2 separate regions of the Homo sapiens genome follow, and region 2 is linked to region 1. The links are chromatin loops, found by intact Hi-C in ENCODE. Cell type or tissue: CD4-positive, alpha-beta T cell. All regions are shown on one strand.

Region 1 (4,000 bases):
TGGGACTGGAAGTGTGTTTGGATTTTGGAATGTTTGCTTTATACCTACTAGTTGGGCATCCTAATCTGAAAATTCAAAATTCAAAATACTTCAGTGTGCATTTCCTTTGAGCATCTCCAGATGCTGAATTTTGGCGATTTCAGATTTTTAGATTAGAGATACTCATCTGGATTTTTTTGGGGAGGAACCATAATGACTTTGCTCTCAGTAATAACTGGTTCCCATCCTTTCTTGAGCCCTTTCAATCTTCTTTTTTTTCTCAATTCTAAAGCTCTCCCTTACAAATAGTTTTACAACTAGTACCCATGATTCACAGATTTTCATTAAGAGAATTGTTTAAGTCCAACTTGATTTGTTCTCACAAGTTTGAAAAATTGGAATATTTTCTGGGTTTTTTTTTCATTTTCCCTTCCAGTGGAGTTGAACAGTTCATTATACTTTTTAAATAGATCACAGTCACATAAGTCATAGCCCACCCTTTTCTTCTCCTTAGAAGATTCTCTATTATTATTATTATTTTACTATTTGTAGGTAGAAAACATTTATCAAATAAATGTTTTTGTTTTTTGCTTTTTGCTTTTTTTTTTTTTTTTTTTTTTTTGAGGCGGAGTCTTGCTCTGTCACCCAGGGTGGAGTACAGTGGCACAATCTTGGCTCACTGCAGCCTCTGCCTCCTGGGTTCAAGCGATTCTCCTGCCTCAGCCCCCCAAGTAGCTGGGCCTACAGGCACACGCCACCATGCCCAGCTAATTTTTGTATTTAAGTAGTTATGGGGTTTCACCATGTTGGCCAGGCTGGTCCCAAACTCATCACCTCAAGTGATGCGCCTGCCTCGGCCTCCCAAAGTGCTGGGATTACAGGCATGAGCCACCGCGCCCAGTCTCAAATAAGTGTTTTCACTTTTTCCTGGCCTCTCTAAACTCCACACCTCTCAAGATGTCAAACCACAGTGTGGACTGCAGTGTAACGGGGCGACCTCCACTCATCAGAGTTGATGGCCTTAGAGTCTTTCATGCCCTTTTCTATATTTTGCCTTTTTTTTTTTAAGTCAGTATTGCATTTTCTGATTTTTCTTGATAGGACCTTGCTAAGCAGTACTCTGACAGACTAGAATGCTGTGAAAATGAAGTAGAAAAGGTAATAGAAGAAATACGTTGCAAGGCAATTGAGCGTGGAACAGGAAATGACAATTATAGAACAACGGGAATTGCTACAATCGAGGTGTTTTTACCACCAAGACTAAAAAAAGTGAGTAATTTCCCTAAATTTGAGTAGGCACTAATGTCCAGTTAGTGATGAGGTCAAATAAATTGTTGTTGTTTGGAAAGTTACAATCCAAAGTCAGAATTCTTTTAAGTGACTTTACATATTGAACAATTTATCAGCTTGAAAGTCAATGTTACAAATTCTTAAACTGGAACATTCCCAAGGTAGGCTTTTAGAGACCCTCTTGGGCTTCTAAAATGCCACAGAGCTGTATGTCACATTCTGATCCTTTCTAGCGTGTGAACGTTGAGAAATAATGGGGAATAAAGGATTCCCAAGTTTCCTAGAAGCCTGTGCAGGAGGACACAGCACAGAAGGCTTCATCCTTTTCCTGTTCCAGTAGAGGTCAGAGGGCAGTCCGCTGAGTGCTCTCAAGCAGGGCCGAGGAGATCTGGGTGGGGTCACCTCCTCTCATTGCCATGGCCAGGTAGTTTGCATCTAGAAATGTCACTGTGGCAAGGCACCCAGAGCCTCTTGGGACTGATCGATGCCAGCACTCTCAGAAGAAATAAGAGCATAGGCTCCAGCCCTACTGGGTCTGTGGTTTTTCTCCTCATGTGCGGAGACAAGAGATCGTAGAAATAAACACACAAGACAAAGAGATAGAAGAAAAGACAGTTGGGCCCGGAGGACCACTACCACCTAGACGCGGAAACCGGTAGTGGCCCCGAATGCCTGGCTGTGCTGTTATTTATTGGATACAAGGCAGAAGGGGCAGGGTAAGGACTGTGAGTCATCTCCAATGATTGATAAGGTCACAGGAGTCATGTGTCCACCGGACAGGGGGCCTTTCCCTTGTAGGTAGACGAGGCGGAGAGAGAGGACAGCTTACGTCATTATTTCTTCTATGCTCTTCTCAGAAAGATCAAAGACGTTAATACTTTCACTTTCTGCTGCTGCTATCTAGAAGGCGGAGCCAGGTGTACAGAGCGGAACATGAAAGTGAAACAGGAGCGGGACCACTGAAGCACAGCGTCACAGGGAGACGTTTAGGCCTCTGGATGGCTGTGGGCGGGCCTGACTAATGTCAGGCCTTCCACAAGAGGTGGTGGAGCAGAGTCTTCTCTAACTACCCCAGGGAGAGGCTCCCTTTCCCAGTCTGCTAAGTAACAGGTGCCTTCCCAGGCACTGGCGCTACCGCTAGACCAAGGTCTGCTAAGTAACGAGGGCCTTTCCGGGCACTGGAGTTACCGCTAGACGAGGGAGCCCTCTAGTGGCCCTGTTCGGGCATAACAGAGGGCTCACACTTGTCTTCTGGTCACTTCTCACTGTGTCCCTTCAGCTCCTATCTCTGTGTGGCCTGGTTTTTCCTAGGTTATAATTGTAGAACAAAGATTATTGTAATATTGAAATAAAGAGTAATACTACAAACTAATAATGATATTCATATATAATCATATCTATAATCTATTTCTAGTGTAACTATTCTTATTCTATATATTTTCTTTATTATACTGGAACAATTTGTGCCCTCGGTCTCTTGCCTTGGCACCTGGGTGGCTTGCCGCCCACATATATATTAATATGTAAAACCTCATACATGAATGGTCATAGCAACACTATTCAGTAGCTGAGAGATGGAAATAGTCCAAATGTCCATCAACAGATGAAGGGATAGATAAATGTGGTCTATTCATACGATGGAAAACTGTTCACAATGCAAAGGAATGAAGTGCTGATGCGTCCACAACGTGGGTGCACCTGAAAACATGATGCTCAGGGAAGAAGCCAGACACAAAAGGCCACGTACTGCACTATCCCATTTATATGAAATGTCCGGAATAGGCAAATCTGTAGCAGCAGAAAATGGATTAGTGGTTGCCAGGGGCTGGGGGGCAAAGGGGAGGGAATGGGGTGCAGGCCATGGTGTTTCTTTGAGGGATGGTGGAAATGTTCTGAAATGTTAAAGACGTCCAGCTGTGTGAGACGGCCCCTCTGAGCAGCCCTGCCTGGTGGTGCCACGCTGCCGCCCCCTTGAGGACGTGCAGGTCACAGGGTCAGCCTGTGCTGGGTTATGTTCAGTAGACTTCTAGGCAGGCAGCATTTTAGTTTTTAACAGTGAACTCAGTTTATATCCTCTGCCGTCAGCTTTTCTGATTTCACAGGGTAATCTCTCCAAAATGGGTTAAATTCAAGTACGTTTTACTTTGTCTTATTTTTAACAGGATAGGAAAAACTTGTTGGAGACCCGATTGCACATCACTGGCAGAGAACTGAGGTCCAAGTAAGTATCTGTGTGCTCTGTGTCCTAGGTGCTCTGGGCCTTTTTACATTGGCTTATTTGATCCTCTGTGAGCGTCCTCTTAAGATAGGTAGGGCAGGTATTATCTTCATTTTATAAAAGAGAAAATTGAGGCTTTGAGGTTGAAGGACTTATTAGAGCTGTCACTGGTAGGTAAGTGGCAAAGTGAGGACTCAAGACTTGCAAGCACTATTTCCTGGTGTAACTTCCGAGCAGGTGGGAACTCCATGCCTATCATATGGTAGGCACTTGGTGCATGTTTGAGTGAATGAGTGAGTGATACAAGCAGGAGACACCTGGTACTCACTAGCTCATTAGTTTTGAATTACTATTTTTTTTCCCTAATGTATTAATAGCTTGCTATGACCTTCAGCACGGTGTTTTATCTGATTTCAGGCTGTTGGCCCATCTGTAAAACACACACACACACACACACGTTTGCCACATACTAGTGAAATCCTAACTTTGAGATCTGGTGGGTTATTTCATCTC
Region 2 (4,000 bases), 1.3 Mb after region 1:
TTATGGCTTCAGATATATTCCTCAACACAATCCCTCCAAGTAAATTCAAAGTAGATGAATGTGCAAAGAAGCTAGAGTTCAAACAAATTTGGCAGTGGCCACATAGTTCCCAAGACACTTAAAGGGAAAGAGACTGGCTTAACTGGTTTTGTTAATAAAAAGGAAAATAGAGCAGCGCCAATTGCCTAGCTTCCTATTCACCATTCCACCCCACTCCACTCCAGAGTAGTATGAGCTAGGCTTAGGATTGCCACACAGACAAGGCAGGCAAAGGATATGATGTTAAATTCTTTGTTCCATGACTTAACTGTGCTAGACTCTCATTTTTTGGATACAAGGCTTGTTCTGATTGCAAAAATCATCGGACCTTAACCTGGGTTTCAAATAATCATTTAAATATAAGGTTTTGGCCGGGCGCAGTGGCTCACACCTGTAATCCCAGCACTCTGGGAGGCTGAGGCGGATCACCTGAGGTCAGGAGTTCGAAACTAGCCTCGCCAACACGGCGAAACCCTGTCTCTACTAAAAATACAAAAGTTAGCTGGGTGTGGTGGCGTGTGCCTGTAATCCCAGCTACTTGGGAGGCTGAGGCAGGACAATCGCTTGAACCCGGGAGGCGGAAGTTGCAGTGAGCTGAGATGGCACCATTGCACTCCAGCCTGGGCAACAGAGCGAGAGTTCATCTCAAAAAAATATATATTTATATATAAAAAATATGTTTATATGTATTATATACTTTCTATATAATCTATATTATAAATATATTTTTAAATATATATTTATATAATATATTTTTAAATATATATTATATATAAATATATTTTTAAATATATATTATATATAAATATATTTTTAAATATATATATATCTATGGTTTATAACTGTAGCCGTTCTTATACTAAGCAGTGGTTCTACTCTTTAGGAACAGGGATTATCAAACTATGGCCAGCAGGCTAAATCCAAAAAACAAAGCTTTATTGGAACGCTGCCATGTGCCTTTATTTATCTATGACTGCCTTCCCATTAGAACAGCAGAGTTGAGTGGCTGTGACAGAAACGGCATGGCCTGCAAAGCCTAAATATTTACCACATGGCCCTCCACAAAAATGTTTGCTGACTCTTTTGAGATTGCTTCCTCTCTCATCTGCATAAAAGATCCTTCATACCCTGCCCACTGCTCAGCGCTTACTTCCCAACCTATTGTCCCTCACTCCCTTTGTTCCAATTTTACAGAAATACTTGCAGTTATCTAAATTAGCCATGCTCTTGCTTAATTCAGAATCCATGTACTCCCGACTGTCTCCGCTCTGAATGTCATCCTCTCCTTGCCAAACCATTTCAAATGGTCCTTGAAACTTCAGTCATCTCCTCCTGCATCTTCCATGATGCCCGCCCCTCTAATGGACAACAAACTTTTGTGCAATACTGTAATTCTTACAGCAGCCTCCCTTACTAGTTCTTTAATGGCAGAAGTTATGTCTTTTGTTGCTTACTCCTATCCCTTAACACGTAGTTGACACACAGTAAGTGCTGGACACTTGGTTCAATTCTTGAGGGGCATCCACCGGCTTGTGTGGCTCTGGAGCTACCTGGGCTGGAAACGAATACTAGGGGGTGGCGAGGGCCAGCTGCCCTAAGCAGAGACACGTGGGCTACAGGGAGGTGAGGCAACCTCCGCAAACACCACCTGTTCCAGAAAAGCTCCAAATGCTCCAACGGGCGACCCCTCCCCTTTTCTAGCTTTTCTTGCATAGCTTGACATTTCCAACGGTAGTTAATTTGTGAGGGGTTTTTAGACCATAACTCTTGGGAGGAGAGACCTCGTATGTTATATCGATCTGGGCAGGCAGCAAGTCTTCCAAAGAAAGACTTCCTCCACCTCCGCCCGGTCCTCCCACCTCGGAGGACTCCAGGCTGCCCAGGGGCGGACCCCTGGGGCCCAGGTGAGAGGTGGCAGAGGGTGCCAGCATCGCGGGCGTCTAGGCCGAGAGGCCGGTCCCAGCCCGGCCAGGCCGCGCCGCCCCAAGCCTCCCAATCCCCCGGGTTCCCTCGGCTCCCCTCGCCCACCGGCGGCCTTGTTCCCATCTCCCTCACTCCCAACCCGGCGGCTCTCACCTCGGTCCCAGACTCAGCCCTATGGAAGGCACTACACATCGCCCCGAAGGCTCGGCGCAGGAGAGACTCAACTTTCCCGCCACCAACGCCATTCACCAACTGCGCAGACTCTACGGCCAGTCAAACCCGCCCACCCGCGCGCGTGCGCACTGCGCCAGGCCGCGGCCGGGGAGGCGGGAGCATGCGCAATAGGGTGTGCGGGCCTCCCCGCCCCGCCCCCAGTTCCTGTGACGTCAGACTTCCGCGTCCCCCGCGGCGCTCTCCCGCGTCCCCTTGGAGATCGCTCCGGGGTGGCGGGGACAGCTGGTGCTTTTCTTGTCTGTTGTAAACTTTGGTTCGTTATTATTATATTAGGTAAAGCTGGTCTTATGTATTAATTTGTTTAACCATTAAAAATAATTGTATTGCACAAGCAGGCCCCTTTGTCCGTTCTCGGGTTAAAAGCCTCTGGCTGTGTGTGCGATTCATGGTTAATTCTGGAAAAAAAGAGAAAAGTATACTGTATTTAAAAGAATTTTTAAAATATACCGAGCCTGTGGATTTATCAAGTTGCTTTTTGAGGTAGGCAGGAGGATCACTGGAAGTCGGGAGTTCGAGACCAGCCTGGCCAAAATGGTGAAACCCCGTCTACAGTAAAAATACAAAAATTAGCCAGGTGTGGTGGCGCATGCCTGTAATCCCAGCTACTCAGGGAGGCTGAGGCAGGAGAATCGCTTGAACCAGGGAGGCAGAGGTTGCAGTGAGCCGAGATCGCGCCATCACACCTGAGCGGCAGAGCGAGACTCTGTCTCAAAAAAAAAAAAAGACAAAAATTTGGATATAGTAGCATTGGCCATTATTATCAAGATGACAAAATGTTTTCTGGAATGAAAAAGTTTCATGCAAAGATATACTTTTCACCCACCTAGTTTAGTTTTCAAAAACGCTAGGAAAGAGCATATACCAATGAAGTATTTCTCATGGGTAATATTAAAGTTGCTCATTTTGTAAATTGGAATGGTTTTGGTTCCAAGTCACAGAAAACCCAACTCTTACGTCCTGAAACAAATGGGCTTTACCGGGTGACATCACTAGAAGTCCAAAGGTAAGACAGGCTTCAAGGTTAGTTTAATTGAGAGGCTTGATGAGGCAAACAAGTACCTCATTTCTTTTTACCTCAGATTCATGTTTTCTACCTTGGCCTCTTCTCTACGTAGGGCTGCGGGCCCGTATCTGAAACATTAACAACCATCAGGAATGAGGTTGGTCTGGTTAGCTTAGGCCTGAATCGTGTGCCCCACTTACTTTTCTTTTTTTCTTTTTTTTTTTTTTTTTGGAGACGGAGTCTCATTGCACTCTCGCCCAGGCTGGAGTGCAGTGGTACCATCTCGGCTCACTGCAACCTCTGCCTCCCGGGTTCAAGTGATTCTTCTGCCTCAGCCTCCCAAGTATCTGGGACTACAGGCACGTGCCACCACGCCAGGCTAATTTTTGTATTTTTAGTAGAGATGGGGTTTCACCATATTGGCCAGGCTGATCTCGAACTCCTGACCTTGTGATCTGCCTGCCTCGGCCTCCCAAAGTGCTGGGATTACAGGCGTGAGCCACCGCGCCTGGCCCTGTGTGCCCCACTTCTATCCGGAGTAGAGACATATTTTTTCAAAGCACACAGGCCTTGTGGAAAGGTGTGGAGAACAGTAAATGACAACAATAACAACAAATTGTGAATCATTAACAAGAGGAGTGGGAGTGGATGCTTGGGAGGCCACCTCTACCGTCTTTTTTTTTTCTTTTTTCCCTTTCCTATGGTGCTGAACCACCTATATCTTCATTACACCCTCTGTAATGAGGATATGTGTATACCAAACCACATGTGTAGGTCAACCCCCTCGTCCAATTCCACACA

Evidence for each region. Hi-C counts contacts between places; a loop is a spot of excess contacts. Peaks named below come from ENCODE experiments on the same cell type or tissue, not always from the same donor. Only the 100,000 strongest peaks of a DNase experiment are listed, where the experiment ranks them.
Region 2: it touches region 1 in a loop (5-fold over the local background); 2 of 110 quality-filtered maps call a loop at or near these places.

Annotation. Positions count from the first base shown.
Region 1 is chr7:151,347,993-151,351,992 of GRCh38, forward strand. NUB1 (negative regulator of ubiquitin like proteins 1) reads left to right here. Exons shown (of 15, transcript NM_001243351.2): 3 at 1,081-1,248; 4 at 3,432-3,490. Among named protein-coding and RNA genes, the nearest start is that of NUB1, 8.2 kb to the left of the region's middle. RefSeq lists an enhancer at 1,690-2,569. In CD4-positive, alpha-beta T cell, CTCF peaks have their summits at 2,487 (motif pointing left) and 2,686; DNase peaks (open chromatin) are centred at 2,139 and 3,239; H3K4me3 peaks cover 1,998 bases; H3K27ac peaks cover 3,021 bases.
Region 2 is chr7:152,673,926-152,677,925 of GRCh38, forward strand. It overlaps XRCC2 (X-ray repair cross complementing 2), which reads right to left and starts at 2,216. Exons shown (of 3, transcript NM_005431.2): 1 at 2,116-2,216. The coding sequence starts at 2,154. RefSeq lists silencers at 1,603-1,692, 1,993-2,462 and an enhancer at 1,693-2,537. In CD4-positive, alpha-beta T cell, no CTCF peak of the experiment used is centred here; a DNase peak (open chromatin) is centred at 2,266; H3K4me3 peaks cover 1,455 bases; H3K27ac peaks cover 447 bases.